Linked DNA regions of Homo sapiens: region 2 is linked to region 1. A link is a loop called in an ENCODE intact Hi-C map of the cell type or tissue named here. Cell type or tissue: CD4-positive, alpha-beta T cell. All regions are shown on one strand. Each heading gives the region's core, and the rest is flanking DNA. Links, peaks and the distances in the headings are about the cores only.

What was found. Hi-C counts contacts between places; a loop is a spot of excess contacts. Peaks named below come from ENCODE experiments on the same cell type or tissue, not always from the same donor. Only the 100,000 strongest peaks of a DNase experiment are listed, where the experiment ranks them.
Region 2: it touches region 1 in a loop (5-fold over the local background); 7 of 110 quality-filtered maps call a loop at or near these places.

The regions. Positions count from the first base shown.
Region 1 is chr2:61,534,910-61,542,912 of GRCh38, forward strand. XPO1 (exportin 1) reads right to left here and starts at 3,447. Exons shown (of 25, transcript NM_003400.4): 1 at 2,653-3,447. RefSeq lists enhancers at 1,238-1,297, 2,018-2,077, 3,172-3,431, 4,000-4,789 and a silencer at 3,922-4,061. In CD4-positive, alpha-beta T cell, for the core only: no CTCF peak of the experiment used is centred there; DNase peaks (open chromatin) are centred at 1,862, 3,532, 3,782, 4,462 and 2 weaker places; H3K4me3 peaks cover 4,049 bases; H3K27ac peaks cover 3,805 bases.
Region 2 is chr2:61,063,020-61,068,019 of GRCh38, forward strand. SANBR (SANT and BTB domain regulator of CSR) reads left to right here and starts at 2,852. Exons shown (of 22, transcript NM_001129993.3): 1 at 2,852-3,008. RefSeq lists silencers at 2,632-3,001, 3,032-3,381, 3,392-3,451 and enhancers at 2,741-3,242, 3,243-3,742. In CD4-positive, alpha-beta T cell, for the core only: no CTCF peak of the experiment used is centred there; a DNase peak (open chromatin) is centred at 2,822; H3K4me3 peaks cover 1,664 bases; H3K27ac peaks cover 396 bases.

The DNA.
Region 1 (8,003 bases), core at 564-5,563:
ATATATGATCTAGGAAAAAAAACTTTATGGGCAATATGCCTAACAAGATTTTTTAAATTCCAGGTATTCATTGGCAAGGTAAAAGCTGTAAAAGCTTGCCCATTCCCAAATAAAAAAGAATTCTAACAGAAAAATGAGCTACTTCGCCTAAATATGCACTGGTTAAAACCTACTAGTTCATATGCAGTGCTATCCTTTTAAGAGGATTCTACTCTAAGATGCTGGCACACATCCACTTTTTTGTTGCCCAGAATTATAAAATATATCTTTCCTCTGCTTTTCTTCAAAGCCAATGCCACTCAAACCTAATTGGTTAAGTCAGTAGTCCTTAACCTTTTTGGGGGTCTAAGATGCCTGAGACTCTGAGGAACCAATAGCTCTAACCCAGTTTTTAAAAACTCACGATTTTGTATACAATTATAGAGGATTCAGGACATCCTGAAAGCCATCCATGGCACTCCCAGTTTAGTGTATTTAGAACTAACAAGGTCAGATCTCCACTTCTTCCCATTTTAGGAACTTTCGTGGACCAGAAAATGAGTAGCTAATTTCTTTACATTATATTTAGACAAACTAGCTTGGCAGGGCGGAAAAAAAGTCATTAATTCCTGGCTATTTTATAACAGCTTAAAAATGTCCATAACAATAATGGCAGCAAATTCTATTTTAATGCAATTGTCTTATTTAAATATAACGTCTGTTACAACAGATTAGAACTCCAAAAGATGAGTCACCTATGATTGATATGATGTAAAAATAATGTAAAACTCAAGAAATTAGGAGTTCAAGAATTGGTCCATTATTGACAAAACTGATGAGACTTCAAAACGTTTCGTAGTAGGCATTAAACAAACGTTTTTAAACAGCAGAATACTTGTTACACACCACAAAAAAACCTTAAGATCTAAATACTGAGAGGAAATATATATTCCACAAATGAATGTGTAAACTCTCCTCCACCTTCAAGTACCATAAAATTTAAAAGATCAGAACAATCTTAATTATTTGAGGCTTAAAAGCAATGTCCACAAAGCACCAAGATCCATGTATCAAAAGTTTTCAAATATTTCGGTTAAATATTGAACAAACTTTTCACCTATTTACTACCATAGTTGAATGCTAAAACAAAAAAGGATTAAGAAAATGACTCTTACAAGTTTCATTTTCAAATACACTGTTCTTATAAAATTCTCCGAACTAGACTGATGTGAAAAACGAGATTTAGAATAGAAGGATTTAAATACAGTAGTTTGCCATCCTTAGAACTAGCGGCTATCTTCGAAATCACCTACCTATTCCTGAACTGTACATAGTACAGAAATGGCGGCTTTGTGGTCAATGCCAAGCACATTTAGTCCCCCAAATCAAACCGCTTCCAAAACATTCTTTCCACTAACAGCAGTGTCCCACACTTAAGATATACAATCAGACAGCAAACAAGCCATAGTGCGAGAGGTGTAACCACGAACGCTCATTCCCATTGGGCTCTTCAATCCTAAAATCCACTCACTGGATAACATACACTAGGGATTATCCAGCTTAATGGATAATGTGACTCTACAAGTGACACCCAATGCCAATTCCTAAACAAAACCCAGAAAATCATAACCGTTGCTTAATAACTTCACACTAGGTGAAAAACAAGTCGCTACAAGGCGAAAGACTGCTCCTTAGGTTGTGTGGGCAATCGCCCGCTTCATTCAGGAAAAACACACCTCATTAGGGCCCGCCCTCCCCTCGCTTCCCACCCGAACCGATTTGCAGCCCTTCTAACTATAGCACACAGGAGCACGCACTCACCCCGCCCTTACTCGGAGGAGGCATTTAGACCAGGCGCCTTAAGTTCACCGCCCCTTTCTCTATGCAGCATGGCCTCGGCGTGATCAGAGGAGGTCCGGGCTGAGCCAGTACTGAATGCTTCCTCTACTACACCACTTCCTCCCACCCAACCCAAACTCACAGACATCGGAATGAAGGAGAATCAGGGCATCCTCCACTGTACAAGGCCAACAGTAAATGGTTTAACCAACTTATCACATTCAAACCCCTGAAAAGGAACTACAAGACGGAATCCCATGTGCAGGCCCCTGAAAAACTGATCTTTCCTACTTCACATGCCACTCTGCAAAACCGGAGAGCTTTCGAGTTTCCTTGCTGGAGGAACAGGGAGTCGGCAGCCCCTCCCTCCCCCATCCCAAGCTCTCCACCGAGGGGGCCACGTGATGCAGGCGGACGTTTCAATGCTGCTGCACTAAATATTTCTGGAAACTTCCACTCCTAATAATTTACAGAGATGTTCCTGAAATCACCCCAACTTCTCCCCAGCCCCAGGGGCTGGGGAACCCCTCCCACCCCGCGCGGGGCCCCGCTTCACTATCACACTCCTCGCCTTCCTCCACCGCCACCCGCACACGCGAATGACCCAGCAAGCGCTCCCCTCCCGAGGCCGCCTCCCCGCCTCCATCCCCCAGCGGCAAAAGCGGCTCCATTCAATCGCAGGCTCCGCTGTGGGCCCGCCGCGCCCCCGGCCCGCCCGCCGCCTCCCGGGCTCGCTTCCCGCGGCCGCCGCCGCCGCGCCCCACGCCGGCCTCCTCCCGCCCGCCCGGCCGCGCCGCCGCCCGACCCTCGGCCCCGAAGACACAGTCGACTTACCCAGAGATTGAACCAACTGCTCCTTCCTTCCTCGTTGGGGGATTAGGGCGAGGGAAGGTGGGGAGGGGGGAGAGGGGACGAATCAAGGTGGGTTTCAGTTTTCCCACCTCAAAAAAGGAAATTAAAAAAACGGACAGGAAAAGGGCAAAAAGAGCTCAATAATATTTACTATTTCAGGGACGCTTCCCCCAACACACACACACACACACACACACACACACACCCGCCCCCCCCCAAAAGGGGAATTAATCTGGGGAATAAATGCTCCCGCCCGGCTGGGGAGTGAGGGAAGGGGGAGGGAACGGGGTCAAGTCCCAAAGATTCAGCCCCAGGGGGACCCTCCAGCCACAGGCAGCAGCAGAAGCGGCAGGAGTAGGGGGTGTAGAGTCCACACGGCCGGGGAGACGCTCTGCTGCCAGTTGCAGTCCGACTCCCCCCTACCAAAACACGGCTCCCTCTCTCACGCGGCTCCGGCGCTGGCCCCCCCCCCCCCAAGGCTCGCCTAAACTTTCCCCCCTTCTCTTGTTCCTCAGCGACTGGTGGTTCCCCCCTCCCCCTCTGGGTGGTTGCACGGACTGCAGCAGCAAAGACTGGAACAGGCACCGCCGCCGGGGCTGTAGCTACTGTTGCTCTTGCTGATGCTGTAGCTCCCGCTGCTCCTGCCGCGGCCGCTGCAGCCGCTTCTCCCCCTCCTCCTAGTGCCTCAAACTCGGAACCGGTTGAAACCGGTTCAGACTGGGAGATTCCATCTCGGTTGAGTTTTCAGCCCATGGCGCCGCGGAGCGTTTGGAACCTGGGCCTCCGCCCCCAGCCCGCCCTCCTATTGGTCAGTTCCAGCTACAGCCGCGCCATGAGCCTATCTCTCATTGGCCCGAGCGCCAGTCAATCCCGCCTCACGGCTCCACACGAGCCCGCCGCTTCGGCCCCTACCTCTTTTCAGCAGCGATTTGCCCGCAGAGTGGGGGAGGGGAAGTGGGGAGGGTCGAAAGGCAAGAGGAGAGGGGTGGAGGAGGAGGAGGTGGGACGAAGAGCAGGGATGAGTAGAAAAGAGAGCGAAGGAAAGCCGCGTGGAGGATTCGTTCGAACGAGCTGTCAATCAAGAGCAGCCCGCCCTCGAGCTCTCGACTTCCCTTCCCCCTGCGGCCCTCTCCCTCCCGGTGCCTAGTTCGCAGGCCCGGCCTTTCTCGCCCGCTCATTGGCTGGGCCTCTTCGGTGACGGAGAGGGTGGGGCGCAGCTCGTGAGCTGGTGGCGGCGCGAGTTTGATCGGGGCGCGCGGCAGCGTTCTCTTTGCTTCCCCCGGACTCGGCCGGCCCGCCCCCACCGGCTCCCGCCAACCTGCGGGGGCCTGAGCCCGCGGGAATCAGGATCCGCCCTTCGGATGGGGGCTGCGTTCGGAAAAGGGAGGGCACACCCAGTTTTGAACTCTGGAAGGGGTGGAGAAAAGAGGGAAAAAGAACGCTTCCGAGGCCAATTTTAGGCCCCAGACCTCTCTAATCCATTTTAGAGGCCTGGTTTTGGGGCCAGGTAGCTGAGAGAGGGGTTGGGGTGAGGCGCAGGGCGTGCATTCTTGGCGCCTCGTGATCTTCTCAGGGTGTCGGAAAAGATATCGAAATACTTCTTGGGAAAGTCTCCTTAAAATTTCAACTCTGTCTCTCCAGGCTGGAATTTGGCTGCTTCAACAAGCAACCTTTCCTGAAAACCAAAACATTGTAATCCCAAGTGATTGGTTTGACAGCGCATGTTTTGGCTGGCTGAGCTTGCATGCCAACTGCGTCCCACCTGGTGCCCTTGATCTGCAACACTCAGATTTTCCTTTTACCCTAGCTGCACTTCACGTACTAAATCATCATCAAATAGTATTTTCTGTGAAAGTCACATGCACGTTGCCTTTCACGTGGTTGCCTCTCGTTTGTTCCCAAGCGTCCTCCAAATCAGCTTTACAGATTGTTCTTTGCTTAAGAGCAAATAGCCCACCAAAATTTACTAGGCCCTTTGTGCCACCAAGAGGTAGATAAATGATTTATTGAATTAATAACAATTTTCTTTAGCAAATGTTCATCCACGATGGACTATGGCTAACCTCAAAGCACCACTTATTCTAACTCCCCCTCCAATAAAGAAAAACGCAACAACTCAATGTTTAGATGTACCAGAATTATTTTGGATGATTTTCAGACCTAAGTTTTTATTCATTACATAAATGAATAATATCAAGCCATTTTATATACATATATAATACATATATAATGTACTATGTATGATATATGATGTGCAGTGGGCCCTCTGTATCCTGGGTTCCCCATCCTCAGTTTCAACCAGCCCTGGGTGGAAAACATTAAAAAACAACAACAACAATAAAAATAATACAAAATAAAACGCAATGCAGTATATTTACATAGCATTTACATTGTATAAGGCATTATAAGCAATGTAGAGATGATTTAAAGTTTACATCGTATAAGGTATTATAAGCAATCTAGAGATGAAAGTAACGGGAAGTTTACAAATACAGTATATGCAAATACAGTAAATCCTCACTTAACATGGTCATGGAGAGGATCTTGGAAACTGCGACTTTAAACACAAGGATAGGCCAGGCATGGTGGTTCATGCCTTTAATCCCAGCACTTTGGGAGGCCGAGGCAGGCAGATCACTTGAGGTCAGGAGTTCGAGACCAGCCTGGCCACATGGTGAAACCCCTCTCTACTGAAGATACAAAAATTAACCTGGCGTGGTGGTGGGCACTTGTAATCCCAGCTACTCGGGAGGCTAAGCGGGGAGAATGGCTGGAACCCGGGAGGCAGAGGCTGCAGTGAGCGGAGATCACGCTACTGCAGTCCAGCCTGGGCAACAGAACGGGACTCGTTCTCAAAACAAACAAACAACAATAAAAAAAACCTACAAGGACATATAACAAAATCAATTTTACCATAGGCCTGTAATCCCAGCATTTTGGGAGGCAAAGGTGGGAGGATCACTTGAGCCCAGAAGTTCAAGACCAGCCTGGGCAACATGGCAAAACCTGGTCTCTACCAAAAATACAATAATTAGCTGGGCATGGTGGCATGCGCCTGTAGTCCCAACTACTCGGGAGGCTGAGGTGAAAGGATCACTTGAGCCTGAGAGGTTGAGGCTGCATGAGCTGTGATGATGCCATCATGCAGACTGTACACTCCAGCCTGGGTGACAGAGTGAGACACTGTCTCAAAAAAAATTACCAATCTAACTCTGACAAAAGTGTGATTGTGTATGATGCTAAAACAGGGTGAGAGAGAAAGGATCTTTTTTTTTTTTTTTTTTTGGAAAAAGTATCTCACTGTGTCTCTCCCAGGCTGAAAGGATCCTCCCTGACTCAGCCATCTGAGCAGCTGGAACTGTAGATGCATGCCACCATGCCTAGCTAGTTTTTTGTAAATAAATATATATATATATAATATATATTATACATTATAAATATATACATATATGTAATACATATATATGTAAATATATACATATAAATGTAAATATATGTGTGTGTGTATATATATATATATATATATATATTTTTTTTTTTTTTTTGTAGAAAGGGGTTTTGCCATGTTACCCAGGCTGATCTCAAACTCCTGTAGGCGAGTGATCCTCCTGCCTCAGCCTCCCAAAGTGCTGGGATTATAGGCCTGAGCCACCTTGCCCAGTCAGGATACTCATTTCAAGAAAAAATTGACCTGGGAAGATAAAGTATGGGTTGCACCCCTATTTCCATCAAGCTCAATTTAGTGTGGAGAATATTTATGGAAAATTATGAGTATTCTGTCTGTGATGTTAAGACCCCAGTGAATAATCTACGTAGAGTCTGTGAAGCCTCAAATCAATCAGGAGCAGAATCAGCAGTTGCCTGCAGGTGAGTTGCTACCTTTTGAGAACATAGTGAAAAAGTAGGTGACAAGGCTGCTAAATCTAGGAGTTACAGTTTGATAGTCTGAGAAATCTGTACAGTTCTTCTATGAGGTGACATTGAACAATGGGTCCCAAGAATCTCTTACTCATGGAGAAATGAGAGAAGTGTATCACTTAACTTGGACCATTCTCAGACAGGACAGAGGAAGCTATAGCTGTTTTGGTTGAAGTACTTCTAGGCCAAAAATAAAAATAATGAGATAGGGTTATAGGTCTGCTGTAACAGTCAGTTTAGGCTGCTGTAACAAAGTACCATAGTCTGGGTGGCTTAAACAACATTTATTTCTCACAGTACTGGAGGCTGGAAGTCTGAGGCCAGGGCGTCAGCATGGTTTAGGTTCTGGCAAAGGCCCTCTTCGGGTTGCAGACCGGTGACTTCTTCCTGTACTCTCTTGTGAAGGGGGAAAAAAGGCTAGAGAGCTTTCTGGGGTGTCTTTTATAAGAACGCTAATTTCATTCATGAGGACCCTACCCTCGTTATCTACTGACTCCCAAAGGCCTTATCTCCTCATACCATCACATTAGGGTTTAGGATTTCAACATACTGATTTTCAGGGGACACAAATATTCTGTCCGTTGCAATATATAAGAAGCAAAATAGAGTAGGGAAACTAAAGTTGGTATCTGTGGATTGAAAAGATATGCCATTTCTTTCTTGCACAAAAACATCTCATTATGGGCCAGGCATGGTGGTGGCTGATGCCTGTAATCCCAGCCTTTGGGAGGTCAAAGCAGGTGGATCACAAGGTCAGGAGATCGAGACCATCTGGGCCAACATGGTGAAACCCCATCTCTACTAAAAATACAAAAATTAGCTGGGCGTGATGGTACATGCCTGTAATCCCAGCTACTCGGGACGCTGAGGCAGGAGAATCGCTTGAACCAGGGAGTCAGAGGATGCAGTGAGCCGAGATCATGCCACTGCACTCCAGCCTGGTGACAGAGTGAGACTCCATCTCAAAATAAATAAATAAATAAAAATAAAATGAGCTGGGCGAGGTGGCTCATGCCTGTAATCCTAGCACTTTGGGAGGCTGAGGCGGGCAGATTACTTGAGGTCAGGAGTTTGAGACCAGCCTGGCCAACATGGCGAAATCCCATCTCTACAAAAATACAAAAAATTAGCCAGACGTGGTAGTGCACGCCTGGAATACCAGTGCTTTGGGAGACTACTGTGGGAGAATCACTTGAGGCCAGGAGTTCAAGACCAGCCTGGGCAACATAAATGAGAGTTTGGCTCTACAAAACTAAAAAAATTAACCCAGGCATGATGACACATATCTGTGTCTTAGCTACTCAAGAGGCTTAGGCAGGAGGATCCCGTGAGCCCAGGATTCAGGCTACAATGAGCTGTGATCAAGCCACTGCACTCCAGCCTGGGCAGCAGAGCAAGACTGTCTTTAAAAAAAA
Region 2 (5,000 bases), core at 1-5,000, 470 kb before region 1:
CAAACTAGTGTTTGTTTGTTGAAACAGGGTCTTGCTCTGTCACTCAGGCTAGATTGCAGTGGCATAATTGCAGCTCATTGCAGCTCACTGCAGCCCCAGCCTCCCAGGCTCAAATGATTCTCCTGCTTCAGCCTCCCGAGTAACTGGACTACAGGCACACGCCACCACACCTGGTTAATTTTTGTATTTTCTGTAGCAACAGGGTTTCACCACGTTGTCCAGGCTAGCAAACTGGTTAACTGACTTAGTGTCTTTTTGTTGAACCTTGCTAAAAGCAAGGAATGGTAGCCAACACAAACTCACATTCTGGCCTTTTCTAGATGCTTTCCTCAGAGCTATATATGGGCTTGATGATCTGCCTTCCAAGTTAATATGGGTGACATTTTTCCCCAATACATTTGGGAACAGTCACTAGCCTTCTGGCCTGCAATATGTTTCCACCTGCTAACCAATGCCATATATATCTTAGATCTTTGTTATGGTAGGTGGCACACCACTTTCAGGAACCAACTTTCTCTTCTAGGGAATACACTAAGCCACTGTAACAAAGAGACTAAAAAATACAGTAGTTAAGATAAACATTTTTCTCTCATGGAACAGACCAGAGGTACTCTGCTTCAGAAGGTAATTCAGGGCCCAGGTTCCTGCTATATTGTGTTCTACAGTCCCTTATGTGTTATTCTTTGTTTGTCGTTTTTGAGATGGAATCTCGCTCTGTAGCCCAGGCTGGAGTGCAGTGGCACCATCTCGGCTCACTGCAACCTCTGCCTCTCAGGTTCAAGTGATTTTCCCCCATCAGCCTTGGAGTAGCTGGTATTACAGGCACCCGCCACCACGCCTGACTAATATTTGTATTTTTAGTAGACATGAGGTTTCACCAGTCTGGTCTCGAACTCCTAACCTCAAGTGATCCTCCTGCCTCAGCCTCCCAAAGTTCTGGGATTACAGCGTGAGCTAACTATGCCCAGCCCCTTATGCATTATTCTTGTTTTCATGGTTGTAAAGTACCACCATCACAACTAAGTACCAGCCTATATGAAAGAAGAAAGAGGGGAAGTAGAGGGCAAGCAGTTTCTGTTTAAGAATTTACCTGGCTGGGGCTGGGTGTGGTGGCTCACACCTGTAATCCCAGCACTTTGGGAGGCTGAGGTGGGCAGATCACCTGAGGTCAGGAGTTCAAGACCAGCCTGGCTAACATGGTGAAACCCCATTTCTACTAAAAACACAAAAATTAGCCGGGTGTGGTGGCACACGCCTGTAATCCCAGCTACTCGGGAGGCTGAGGCAGGAGAATCACTTGAACCAGGGAGGCGGAGGTTGCAGTGAGCCAAGATCGCGCCATTGCACTCCAGCCTGGGTGACAAGACCGAAACTCTGTCTCCAAAAAAAAAATAATAATAATTTACCTGGCTGGGCATGGTGGCTCACGCCTGTAATCCCAGCACTTTGGGAGGCCGAGGCGGGCAGATCACCTGAGGTCAGGAGTTCAAGACCAACATGGTGAAACCCCATCTCTACTAAAAATACAAAAAATTAGCTGGACATGGTGGCATGCGCCTGTAAATCCCAGTTACTCAGGAGGCTGTGGTAGGAGAATCGCTTGAAGGGAGGTGGAGGTTGCAGTGAGCCCAGACGGTGCCACTGCACTCCAGCCTGGGCAACAGAGCAAGACTCCATCTCAAAAAAATAAAAAAAGAATTTACCTGACTTAACCTAACATCTTATGATACGACACTTGCCTAACTTTATTTTTATTTTTATTTTTGACAGGGTCTCACTCTGTTGCCCAGCTTGGAGTGCAGTGGTGCAAACATAGCTCATTGGGGCCACCACGCCCAGCTAACTTAAAAAAAAAACAACTTTTTTTTTTTTTTGGTAGAGACAGGGTTTCACTTTGTTGTTCAGGCTGTGCTCAAGCAATCCTCTCGTCTTGGTCTCCCTAAATGCTGGGATTATGGGATTACAGGTGTGAGCCACCGCACCCAGCCACTTTAATGTCTTTGTGGAACAAAAATCGTAAAAGATCTGCAGAAAGTCACAGGATGATACAATTGGTAAAAACTCCTGACATTCTGTACAGTGAACCACTTAATCTCTACTTAATCATCAGATCTCGTAGTAATTATTCATTTGGTTAAGGCTTTACTTTTTCTGTTCTTTCTAATCCTAACATTTAATTTTGGTTCTCAGAATAGACCAAGTGGAAATTAGATAGAAATGTTGACATGTAGCAGTTACCCTACAATATTGAGCCGTTTGCATTTTACTAGATGCCCAATAGTAGTGTTCCTCACAATAACACACACACACACACACACACACACACACACACACCCTATTAATGTATGAAAACCGAATTTGTAATCCAGAGCTATTTACATTTTTAAAGAGCTACCTCCTGGTAAAGACACTTCAGGTCCTTACCCAAAGACCTTGGTCTAAAAGATACTTTCGGTGTCCCTCATCATGCGATCTTTCCGCTCTACCTAAGCGGTGTACCAAATGATCTGCACCAAGAACAATTTCATCCATTCTTTAATCTTTTATCTCCTGTATATCCCCCTTTCTTCTGGACTCAGGGTTGGTCACCTAAGATCAGGCTCCTAGGATCTGGTTGCTAAGAGACAAGACGCTGGGAGGGTGGGGACGCTGCACTGCGACAAGCCTGGGAGTGTATGCCAGAGGAGGAAGGAGAAGCAGCAGGCAAGGCAAGGCGACAGTCAGCCGCCGCCGCCCCTCCGGTGCCCTCCCGCCCGGCAGGGGCTCGGCGCTCATTGGCTCCGCCGCTGCGGCGCTGGCCCGCGATTGGCCGGGCGGCGTCGGCTCGGCGGCTCCCCCACCCCTCGGCGCTAGTCTCCGCAGCCGCCTGCAAGCGGGCGGGGGCGGGGTGTGAGGCGCTGCGGACGGGGTTGCGGGCTCGGTAGCGGCAGCTTCAGGGCGCGAGCGCGGGCGGTGCCGACCACTGCAGGTAACAGAGGCGCTGCGAGGGCAGCCGCGGCCCTGTGGAGGTGAGCGAGACGCCGAGGGGGCTCGGGTGCCCACCGCGGGGCGGGAAGTGCGGCATGGGGCGGTACCGCTCACAGCCAGCCGGCTCCCGCCGCGGCTTCCCACCCCGGGCGGGGTCCCACTTGCCCAAACGCCCCCGAACGCCCCCGTGCACAGCCTCAGCCGGCCGCGCCTCGAGCAGCCAGCTGGCCCGCGTCCCGTCACCCGCCCGGTCCATGTCCCTGCAGACCGTCCCGCCCGCGCACAGCGGCGGGAACCCCAGCTTCTGCGCGCCCGGCCGCGCCCCGGGCCTCTGCCCCGCCTCGCTCCCGCTGCCCGGCGCCTTTGTCCGCTCTGCGCCCCTGGAGTTTCTGTGCCTCCACGGGCGGGAGCGGGGCGCGAAGGTCTGGGGGTGCCCCGAGGACGCGCCGCGTAGTGAGCCTCCGGGCCCAAGGTTTGACTGGCTTTGACCTCATGCCGGTTCTGGGATGTGATTTTACTTTCTCCTCCAGCTGACTCCGATCTCCTGTGTGTGCAGAAGTCAGGAAGCCTGGGTACAAGGCTTCTTCCCGGTCCGGGATGACTCGGTGTTACCGCCGCCCTCTGTTAGGCCAGAGGCCTTTGACCTGCCTGCCTGCCTGCCCCACGGGGCCCCCTCTCTTCCCATCTTTCCACTGGCTAAGGGAAAACGTCTCTGTCTCCAAGAGCTTTTTTTTCTATTTGAAATAAGAAAAAAATATATCAGATTCCTGTTGTAGACCTCTATCTGGTGTGGAAGTGACTTAGACTAGTCTTCTTAATTAATACATGTATATTAAATACATAAACCAAGAGAAGGGGGTCGGGGAGGGGAGGGGAAGTATGTTCTTAAAAAATGAAGTCTGTTAAACATATTGGATTTTTATTTTTGGTAAATAACGTATTTTACCTTAAATATTGTCAAGATTTTGATATTTTATGAATGGGAGTGGATTTCATAGTAATTTGAACTTTGAGCTTTTTCTTGTCACCGTTTTTGATAAATTTATACTTTCCTGAATGAGGTGCACTATAACAGCTATTTCGAGATAATTTATGTTTTATTAAGGATTATCCATCAATGCTATGCCTTTTATACTTAAATTCAGACTCTGATTTCTTGGACATTCATTTAACTAGAATTAATGCTGGGGGGTCTTCCCTTGCCTAGTACAGTTGTATAAAGAGAAAGTCAACAGAAAAACTTTTTTCTCATTTGGATGATTTAAAGTACTCTTAAACATGTATAGCATAAATTAGTATCACATTTGAAATGTAAGCTTTTAAGTGTTTGACGTGGGTAATATTTTTGAACTTTTAAATGAATCTTTTTGGAAGTGAAGAGAAATGAGCTCTCAGGGAAGATCCTTGCCCTGAATTCCATTTTAGATTGCTTTCTACCAAGGCCCAAACAAATTATAATAAAACGCCCTGGCCGGGTGCAGTGGCTCACGCCTGTAATCCCAGCACTTTGGGAGGCCGAGACGGGCGGATCACGAGGTCAGGAGATCGAGACTATCCTGGCCAACATGGTGAAACCCTGTCTCTACTAAAAATACAAAAATTAGCTGGGCGTGGTGGTGCGTGCCTGTAGTCCCAGCTACTCGGGAGGCTGAGGCAGGAGAATCGCTTGAACCCGGGAGGCGGAGGTTGCAGTGAGCCGAGATCGCGCCACTGCACTCTGGCCTGATGAGAGAGGGAGCGCCACTCCGTCTTAACAACAACAACAACAACAACGCACTATGTGCTCTAACATGCTTCCCAAATTGTGTGGTATGAAAAGTGATGCAAGTACTAGGCAAACAAGTAGAGATCAGTGCTTTGTTCTCTAGAGAGAAAGCAAGTCTTTCAAGGATTCAAAACTAAATTGATTAATCCAGCAGGACATGATCCCCATCCATCTTTGCACATCCCCATCTATACTTAAATGTTTAAATGAGTTGTGGACCTGCAGTTTGGAGTGAATTCCAAAGGATACATTAAATGTCTCTTAAGGT